3 separate regions of the Homo sapiens genome follow, and regions 2 and 3 are each linked to region 1. The links are chromatin contacts, found by Hi-C or POLR2A ChIA-PET in ENCODE. All regions are on one chromosome and are shown on one strand. The core of a region is the stretch at or near the end of the contact, and the rest is flanking DNA. Distances in the headings are between cores, read along the strand shown.

Region 1 (3,102 bases), core at 397-2,896:
CAGGCTAGAGTGCATTGGCATAGTCTTGGCTCACTGCAACCTCTGCCTTCCGGGTTCAAGCAATTCTCCTGCCTCAGCCTCCCTTGTATTTTTTGGTAGAGACAGGGTCTCGAACTCCTGACCTCAGGTGATCTGCCCACCTTGGCCTCCCAAAGTGCTGAGATTACAAGCATGAGACACCACGCCTGGCCCTCTGGGTTGGTTTTATTCTCAGGCAGGCTCTCCCGTCCTAAGGTAAGAATCTCACTGATACCCGACTACATCATGTGACCCTCCTTTGGACCAATGACTGCTGTCAGAGGATGGGATGACCTGATTGGCCAAGCCTTGGTCATGTGCTCCTCCAGGAGCCAGGGAGGCGGGGTCAGCCCCACCTGAACTACAGATGATGAGAGAAAAGAAGAAAGCTGTTTTCCTCAACGAGATCCGGGGCGCCATTACCAGGAGGAACAGATGCTGAGTTGGTAAAAGCAACAGCTGTCCCCAACAGAAGCAAACTCCTATTTCCCAGGCCCCTTGGCTAAGTCTCACCACCACCCATTTTACAGCTGAGTAAACTGAGGTCTTGGAGGTGAAGTCAGTCTCCTTCTTTGGTGATGCAGTCGGCACCCCAGTCCCAATCTAGGTCTGATTCATGCTCAGGCTGTTCACATTGACCAGCGTGCATCTCTAATCCTGCCCTCCAAGAAGCCTGCACACAGTTGGTGTGCAATAAATGCACAGCACATCAAATTGTTGTTAAGAGTCTGCCCCTGCCCACTGGACCATAAGATGCCTGAGGGCAGAGACCATGTCTGTCCTGTTCACTGTGGCACCCCAACACCCAGAGCGTAGTAGGTGCCCCCCCCAACGCTTGGTAAATGAATGAATGACTCCCTGGCGTATAGTACGCGCTCCACAAATACTGGACAAACATGTATCTCTGTGGATGCTCCACAAATACCTGCTAAGTGAATGCAAGTCTGTCTAGGGCCTCACGCACAGTAGGTACTCCACAAACAGTGGTAAATGAACAGATTCTTAGTGCCTGCACATAGTGGGTGCTTAGTAAATATTTAGTGAATCAATGAGTGGATCTCGATGGGAACCAAGCTGCCTGGATGCTCAAATATTTCCAGATCATTAACAAGATAGAGAGAGGAGAGAGATTAGGGGGCTGGTGGGGGAGGAATGAATGAGTGAAAGAATGAATGAAGGAAGGAAGGAATGACAGAAACCTTTGCTGGACTTTAGTGCTCAGACAAGGATCCACAGTCCTTGCGGCTCCACAGCGAGAATCAAGGCTGCCTGGAAGGAAGACCCAGTTTTGGAAAGGGCGCTGGGTCTTTGTGAGCTAGGAGAGGGGGCGGCGGGGCTGGCAGCAGAGTCAGGAGGAAGGGAGGTCAGCCAGGGCGGGCGAGCAACGGGGCCGTGCCAGGGACACCGCGCCCCGGGCAGGGCCTGCTCCCCCTGCCCCGACCTTGCCTCCCGTTCCACAATAGAGCATCCATTGTAAGTGGGTAATTGGGTTCCGGCACATCCCCTCCCCCGGCTGGGGGTGGAAGCAAAGGGAAACACAATCTGTTTTCTATTTGTCACGGCTGCCAAGACGCCACTCCCTCCCCCAGCCTCCGCTCTGGCTGGCCCGCTGAGCCACAGCCGCTGCGACATTCCTTGGCCTGGGCTGAGCCTGCATTCAGAGCTGCCCACCCCCGCTGGCTGACCCAAGAGAAACCACGTGACAGAGACCCAGAATCAGCCTCAGGGGCCTCCTGGCCTCGTTCCCCAGCCTCCCCCATGGGAAGCCAAAACCACAGCCCTCGCTGGAGGCTTTCCACCCCAAGGAGGACTCACATCCTGGCTCCCTCTCTTTTTAGCTGTGTGACCTTGAGCCAGTCACTCAGCCTCTCTGTGCCTGTTTCCTTCTCTAAAATGGGGAGGATAGTAATGATAGAGAGGCCCTCTTGCGTGTTAAACATACTCCTCCAGGCAGAGTGCAGAGCACATAGAAAGGGTTTGGTCGCTGTTAGCTGTCATTTGATTTATTCTTTTAGGGAGTGAGTGGGACCTTCCTGGTTTCAGTGTAATTCGCAGAGTTGGGTGTCTCTGTTCCCGAACAATTTGAAGTGGGGGAGACAAGGGTAAATGCTCAGGGGGCCCCATGCCTGAGCCGCAGGCTGCCTCACTGCACTGCCCACTCACACGCAAAGGGCCTGTTGGATGCCTCATGTGCGCCCAGCTCACACTGACCTGACAGGAGAGGATCAGAGAGGTGAGAGGAGGAACATACAGAAAAGTCAAAGGTCTGAGCTCTGCCTATGAGGGGCTGGCGACCCGTAGTGTTGGGTTAGAAAGCAAACAGGCTCTGCTGACATGTCCCTAAGCCCCTGAGTTCTGTGGGAGTTGGGGAACTGCAGCAGGCTTGGAGGACTTCCTGGAGGAGGGGAGCCAGGTTTGAATCCTGCCTCTGCTGTGGGTCTTGGGCAATGTCTTCACCGCTCTGGACTTTGTGATTTCATCTTTTGGGGACTTCTTCAAGAAAAAGAACAGCACAAGTCAGCCAGGCCTTTAACAGGTAAGGTTAGGGCAATTTCAGAAGAAACCAAGACACCTTGAACTTGGCTTTCGTTGTTGGATGAAATCCCGGGGTGGCCTTGACTTGGATGTTCAGAGTAATCCTGCTTCAGCCCCGCAAAGGGCCTGTGTGGACAGATGTGCACCTGGGGCTCCAACCCCAAGCCCCTCCACACCTTGGGCAATCACTGAACCTCCCAGACTCAGTCTCCACATCTGTAAAAGGGGACTTCAGAGGCACCAGCGTGAGAGCTTAAGCTAACAGACTTGGCACACAGCAACTGTTCAATAGATCTTAGCAACTACCCCTAATTCCCAGAGGCAGAGGCGTCTGAGAAAAGCGGAGGCAACAGACAGCAGAGGCCACAGCTTATTTGTGGACAGCAGCGGGGCCCTCACTCCCCTCTTGATGAATAAACCTGCACATGGTAGTAATGGTCCACATGAGTTCTTTCATGACCTCAGGTGCATAAAATCGGATTAATCATTGTCTTGTGACTCACTCCCATGGTTGGTGAAGCCTGACCTGTTTTGTTTTATGGGTTTATT
Region 2 (3,102 bases), core at 421-2,920, 120 kb before region 1:
AGCCCTGTGATGGTCTGCAAAGGCACAGTGGCTGCTACCTGGCTCCAGCATCCCCAAGGCCTCAGCCAGTTGTTCCTCCCTCCCCACCCCCCGGCCCTGCCCGGCTCTGCCATTTTCCCCTGGGGCACTAGGAGGGAGGGGCACTCACCTTCACAGAACCCACCTGTGGTAGGCAGACTAACAGCCCCGCAAAGATATCCACATCCCACTCCCCAGAACCTGAGAACATGTTACCATCCACGGTGCAGTGCACTGCCAGGGCCACCGTGACAAAGCACCGCAGACAGGGGTTGGGGTTAGAGCAGGCGGGGAATGCTAAACAACCGAAACGCCTTCTGAGTCTAGAGGTCTAAGATCAAGGTGTCAGCAGGGTTGGTTCACTCCAAGGCCTCTCTCCTTGGCTTGCAGATGGCTGTCTTCTCCCTGTGTCTTCACACGGGCTTTTCTGGGTATGGCCATGCCCTAATCTCCTCTTCTTATAAGGACATCAAAGCAGGGCATGATGGCACATGCCTGTAATCCCAGCACTTTGGGAGGCTGAAGTGGGAGGATCACTTGAGCCCAAAAGTTCAAGACTAGCCTGGATAACATAGCAAGATCCCATCTCTTTAAATTTTTTTTTAAAATTAGATGTGGTAGTGTGTGCTTATAGTCCCCAGCTATTCAGGAGGCTGAGGTAGGAGGATTGCTTGAACCCAGGAGTTCAAGGCTGCAGTGAGTTCTGATGGTGCCACTGCACTCCAGGCTGGGCCATGGAGTGAGACCTTGACTCAAAAAAAAAAAAAGGACACCAGGCCTATTGGATTAGGGCTCAACCTAACGAACCCATTTTAACCTAATCACCTCTTTAGAGACTCGGTCCTCGAATACAGTCCCATTGTGAGATACTGGGGCGTGAGAGCTTTAGGATGTGAGTTTGGGGTGGGAAATACAATTCAATCCATGGTGAAGGGGCTCCTGCAGAGGGGATGAAGTTATGGATTTTGCGATAGGGAGATTATCTTGGATGATCAAGGGGCCCATTGTCATCGCAAAGATCTTATAAGAGGGAGGCAGGAGGGTTAGAGTAGGAGAAGGTGGAAGAGAAGAAGAAGAGATGGTGGAAACAGAGGTCAGGGCAATTCCGCCACCAGCCAAGGAGTGTGGCAGCCTCTAGAAGTTGCAAGAGGAAAGGAATGAAGCCTCCTCTGGACCCTCCAGAAGGAACCAGCCCTGCCAGTGCCCTGACCTCATCTCCATAAGCTCCACTGGGACCTTCTGCCCTCCAGAACGGGGAGATAACAATATTGTGTTGCTTTAAGCCTCTATGTTTGTGGTGATTTGTTCAGCAGCAATAGGAAATCCACACGTCATCCAAATGCCCTCCTTTACAGAAAGCTTCTGAACCCGCTCTTGCCTCGGTTGGCAAACTTCTGCCCTCCACACTCCTCCTCCTCTGGGATGGGTGGGGACAAGTCCTTCACTGGGGTCAGGTTGCCCCAAAGCCTGTCTCCTGGACTTGGAGGCTGCTCCCTCCGACCTCGGCACCCCCCAAGGGCCAGAGGCCACCACCTCGAGCAGCCAGCGGGTAAGAGCCAGCCTGCAGGGTGGATACTAAATACAATAGGTCTGTGACCACACACGGCCCCACCCCCAGGGGCCCAGGCCCCGCTGACCTTCCCACCCCGGGGCACACCCAGCTGCTTCCTCAAAGCCACAGCCCTTTCCTCCAGCCCAGCCTTTGCCCTGGCCCTTTCCTCTTCTGCTCCTGACGTGCCTGACTCATCCAGCAAGTTCCAGCTCAGAAATCTCTGGGGGAGCCTGGTCCAGCCCCGTTCCATCCACCCCGCCCTGCTGGCTTCATTTCATTTCATGCACTCAGTAGATGGGCACACAGCTCTCCTCTGTTCTCCTCTGGAAGGCACAGGCAGAGCCCTCACCTCAGGACCTCCAGAAGCTGACAATTGGTCGGCGGGAGCAGGGTAGGGGGTTGGGTGGGAGCCTGTGACATGTTTTAATGAAGTGTAGACATTTTAAATATACAATTCAAAGACTTTTTTAAAAATCTTAAGTACATATGTTTTTAGAGACAGGGTCTCACGCTGTGGCCCAGGCTGGAGTACAGTGACACCATCATAACTCACTGCAGCCTCGAACGCCTCAGCTAAAGCAATCCTCCCGCCTCAGCCTCCCAGCCTCCCAAGCAGCTGGCAGTGCAGATGTGCACCACCATACTCAGCTAATTTAAATTTTTTTTTTTTTTAGAGATGGGATCTTGCTGTGTTGCCCAGGCTGGTCTCAAACTTTTGGGCTAACGCAATCCTCCCACCTCAGGCTCCCAAGGCATTGAAATCACAGGCATGAGCCACCGCACCCAGCCATGGGACTTCTGATGAAACTGTATCATGCAGCCATCACCCCCATCGACACAGAGGACTCTTCCCTCATCCCAAAGCTGCTTTCCCAGCCAATCGATTGGCCTGACAATGTGAGGGGTGCTTTGTCTTTTCAGGAGTTTGCTCTTGATGGAATCCTGTGCTGTGAACTCTCTAGGCCTGGCTTCCTTCCCTTTGCACAGGGCTCAGCAAAATACAGGCCTCCCGGGGCCAGATCTGGCCTGTTGCCTGGTTTGTAGGACCTGCAGGCCAAGAATGGTTTTTACTTTTGTTTTTGTATTTTAAAAAATAATAAATAGACTTTTTAAAATACAGTTTTTTGTTTACAGAAAAATTGAGTAGACAGTATAGAGAATTCCACATGCACACACACTCAATTCCCACCCCCCCAACCCGGTACACAGTTTCCCCTGTTATTCATATCTTGCATTCGTGTGGTACACTTGTTACAATTAAGGAATCAATATTGACACAGCACTATGAACTATAGTCCCTAGTTTACATTGGGGGTCACTCTTGGAGTTGTAGGGTTCTATAGGTTTTAAGAACCGTACCGGCCGGGCGCAGTGGCTCACACCTGTAATCCCAGCACTTTGGGAGGCCGAGGCGGGCAGATCACGAGGTCAGGAGTTCGAAACCTGCTTGACCAACATAGTGAAACCCCTTCTCTACTAAAAATACAAAACTTAGCTGGGTGTGGTGGCGGGCACCTGTAATTCCAGCTACT
Region 3 (3,102 bases), core at 206-2,705, 83 kb after region 1:
TACATCAGCTAACAGAACAAAAAGTTTTACAGTGCTTTCTCATACAACGTCTGGAATTTACAGATAACACCAGTAGTTTTGGTCAGGGGTTAATATTATTATTATTATTATTATTTTAACCACCAGGGCCAGGTGGTGGCGCCAAGGTCGTCTAGCTATTTATCTTACTTCTGTTTCTTTCCATCTTTTTGCTTTCTCCCTTTTCTCCTGTCTTATAAACTAGGGAAAAGGGGAGGCTGGGGAGAAGCTGGGAAGGACAACAGCAGAAGCGGTGGTCTCATTCCACAACCACTGTCTGTTACTCAGCCCAGCCCCACAGCCTCCTTGCTATCCTGTCCAAGAGGCCACGCTCCTGCCCCAGGGCCTTTGCACCCACTGCTTCCTCCTAAACACGTGGTCAAATCCCTCACCCCTTCGAATCTCTGCTTACATGCCCCCTTCTCAGAAGGCTCATCCAACCTGCCCCTAAAACTCCTGACCTCCCGACCTGCCGTGTTGTTTCCATGCTGCTTGTGGCCTTCGAGCACACGGTATAATTAGCTTATCAGGTTTATTGCTGTCCATCTGTATCACCTGCCTGGCCATAAACCCACAAGGGCAAGATCCTCAGCTGCTTTGTTTGGCGATGTGTCTGTCCTCAGGGCCTGGGACAGCTCTTGGCACCTTGCAGGAGCTCTGTAAATATTTTCTGGGTGAATGAGCAAAAGTGAGACCTGAAACCATATAATCAACGTGGAAATGTCTAGCGGGTGGTAACGCTAGTCCTCCTTTGTGTGTTTTAAACAGCTCATACTTAAGAAGGGATTTTTTTTTTTTTAAATACACAGAGAGTACCGCCTGTTTAGGCCGGGGCAACAACTCGGTAAATGTGTGATGGATGAGATGAAGATTTCATAGACATTAATTTTTAGCATTCTCTTCCTACCACCCACAGCACTCTCCCCTGCACCTGGAGAGGCCCCTGACCTCCAAACCTAACACCCCGCTCGCCCAGGTGCCACCTCCTCCATGAAGCCCACTGGAACGACCTCGGCCTACAGTGAGGCTGCTCTGACCTCATTGGGATTGCAGTTCATGCCCTGTACAATCATCCGCCCCATGCTAGATGCTATGCTAGGAATTTAAAGACACAGGGATGAACACGATGGGGCCCCTGCCCTGAGACGCCCCTGCCCTCAGACACCAGGGGAGCAGAATCGTCTGGACGATCTGCCCGGCCCTGTTCAGGTAGCGAAACACTTCCACCTACTTCACCTCTTAAATTCTCAATGGCTCATCTCATCGAAGCAGACACTGAGGCTCCAAAGCCAAATGCCTGACCAAGGTCACAGGAGCAGGGAGAGACAGAGCCCCAGGCTCCGTATCCACGTCTAGGCCTGTGCCCTCACGCTTCTCTCCTAGGCCATCCCCGCTGGGCTCCTTGCACGGGAGCTTCACAAATGAATCATTAACTTGACCTGGCCACTGAATTGCAAGGTCTAATTCCTCCTCCTATGAGAAGAGAAAACAGGCTTCCAAGAAACACACCTCTGACCAAATGAGCCAAGAAGCCAATTTGCCCAGACGAAGCCTAGTTCTGGGACAAGGCCAGGCCCTGCCCACTCTGGACCAGCAGTCAGTGGCTGACTACACTCTCAATCCCAGGGCTCCAGGCATCCCCAGCTCCATGGGGCCTTAAGATGCAGGAACAACTACGACACAGGCTAATCCAATCTGGGACTTGGGAACACCACACCCTTGGCTCATGTTCCAACTTCTTTTGATTTTTAAAGGACTAAGGTAAGAAGACTAAAATAAAAGGTTTTTACAAGAAACCCACGCTTGTAAGTTGCTTAAGCGAAGAGGTTGAGTCATTCCTGAGTCCTCCATTTTCCTCCCACCTAGCACCCTCCATCAGCAAGGCTGGGCTGCTCTCGCTTTAAAGCATGCCTCAAATCCATCCACTTCTCTCCAACACCATCCTGGCCCCCATCCTGGCTTGTATGGATGGGTGCCGTAGTTTCCCCGCTGTTTTCCTGCCTCTGCTCTTGCCCCCCGCCCCGTTCTCCCCACAGAATCCAAGTTATCCTTTTAAGATTAAAGTCAGAGCATGTCATTCTGCTCAAACCTCCCCCATGCCTCCCTATTTATCTCAGAATAGAATCTAAATTCCTGACAGTGACCTATGAGGTCTTGCACAACCCAGCTCCCTATAGTCACTCCAGTCTCCTCCCCCATTCCTATCTGCCTCGCTCACTCTGCTCCAGCCACACTGGCCTTGCTGTGCTCCTGAGCCACCAGGCAAGTTTCTGCCACAGGGCCTTTGCACTGACTCTTTGCTCCTCCAGGGGCAATCTTTCCCCTGATGCCCACAAAAGTGAGCCCCTCACTTCTCAAGTCTAAAGTCACTTTCTCCGTGAGACCTTCCCTGAGCAATTTTCAATCCCTTAACCATCTCTATTGAGCCCCACTGTATGGCAGGCTCTGCTCTAGGCCTGGGCACTTCAATAGTGAACAAAATGGATGAAAATACCATTCTTCCTAAAGCAGCCCTTCCCCCATCACATTATATTCATCACCCTGTTTTATCTCCCTGACATTATCAATATCTGAAATTTCTATGTAGTTGTTGATAAGTCCCCCTTCCTGCTGCCCGGAATTCAGTCACAATGGATGGAGCTAGAGCAGCCATCTTGGATCATGAGGCACCCTTAAGAATGAAAGCCACACATGAAGAAGGGCGGAGCAGAATAGGAGATAGGAGAAAGGATTCCTGTGACTTCCTGGAGCCACCCACCAGCCCTGGGTGGCTTAGTCATCAGAGAAATGTCCACTGGACTCACAGTGAGATCCCATGCCATACACCAGAATGGCTACAATGAAAAAGACTGACAATAACAAGTGCTGGTGAGGATGTGGAGCAGCCAGAGTGCTCACACATTGCTGGTGGAAGTGCATTAGTGCAGTCACTGTGGAATATACTTTTTCTACCAAAGCTGGACGTTCACCCTACAATATAGCAATCCCACCCCCAGTATTTGTCCCAGAAAAATGAAAGCATGCACCCACACAAAGATTATCCACAAATGCTCATAGCAGCCGTACCCATAACAGCCCAAAACT

The links. A loop is a pair of places that touch in the nucleus more often than their neighbours do. ChIA-PET counts read pairs that join two places held with the same protein, here RNA polymerase II (POLR2A). Pooled maps may share reads with other maps.
Region 2: a map of endothelial cell of umbilical vein shows a loop between it and region 1 (4-fold over the local background). The contact joins two enhancer-like sites. A Hi-C loop is called at or near these places in 9 of 168 maps with a recorded cell type or tissue (Caco-2, MCF 10A, aorta and 6 more), 1 of 37 single-sample maps with no recorded cell type and 7 of 50 pooled maps. POLR2A ChIA-PET finds 5 or more read pairs at or near these places in 4 of 52 experiments (MCF 10A, RWPE1, activated B cell and 1 more).
Region 3: a pooled map shows a loop between it and region 1 (2.5-fold over the local background). The contact joins two enhancer-like sites. A Hi-C loop is called at or near these places in 1 of 50 pooled maps. POLR2A ChIA-PET finds 5 or more read pairs at or near these places in 2 of 52 experiments (H1 and Panc1).

What each region holds. Positions count from the first base shown.
Region 1 is chr12:124,744,550-124,747,651 of GRCh38, forward strand. No RefSeq gene overlaps it. Among named protein-coding and RNA genes, the nearest start is that of SCARB1, 120 kb to the right of the region's middle. RefSeq lists an enhancer at 383-432. Within about 2 kb of position 1,647, at least 33 of the 41 ENCODE cell types and tissues checked have a DNase peak (open chromatin) inside an H3K27ac peak, as active enhancers do; they include Panc1, ascending aorta, endothelial cell of umbilical vein and 3 more, where a contact is called at or near this core.
Region 2 is chr12:124,624,766-124,627,867 of GRCh38, forward strand. No RefSeq gene overlaps it. Among named protein-coding and RNA genes, the nearest start is that of NCOR2, 59 kb to the left of the region's middle. Within about 2 kb of position 1,671, at least 26 of the 41 ENCODE cell types and tissues checked have a DNase peak (open chromatin) inside an H3K27ac peak, as active enhancers do; they include ascending aorta, endothelial cell of umbilical vein, heart left ventricle and 2 more, where a contact is called at or near this core.
Region 3 is chr12:124,827,321-124,830,422 of GRCh38, forward strand. The region is part of intron 1 of SCARB1 (scavenger receptor class B member 1); the gene reads right to left. Among named protein-coding and RNA genes, the nearest start is that of SCARB1, 35 kb to the right of the region's middle. RefSeq lists an enhancer at 797-976. Within about 2 kb of position 1,456, at least 11 of the 41 ENCODE cell types and tissues checked have a DNase peak (open chromatin) inside an H3K27ac peak, as active enhancers do; they include Panc1, where a contact is called at or near this core.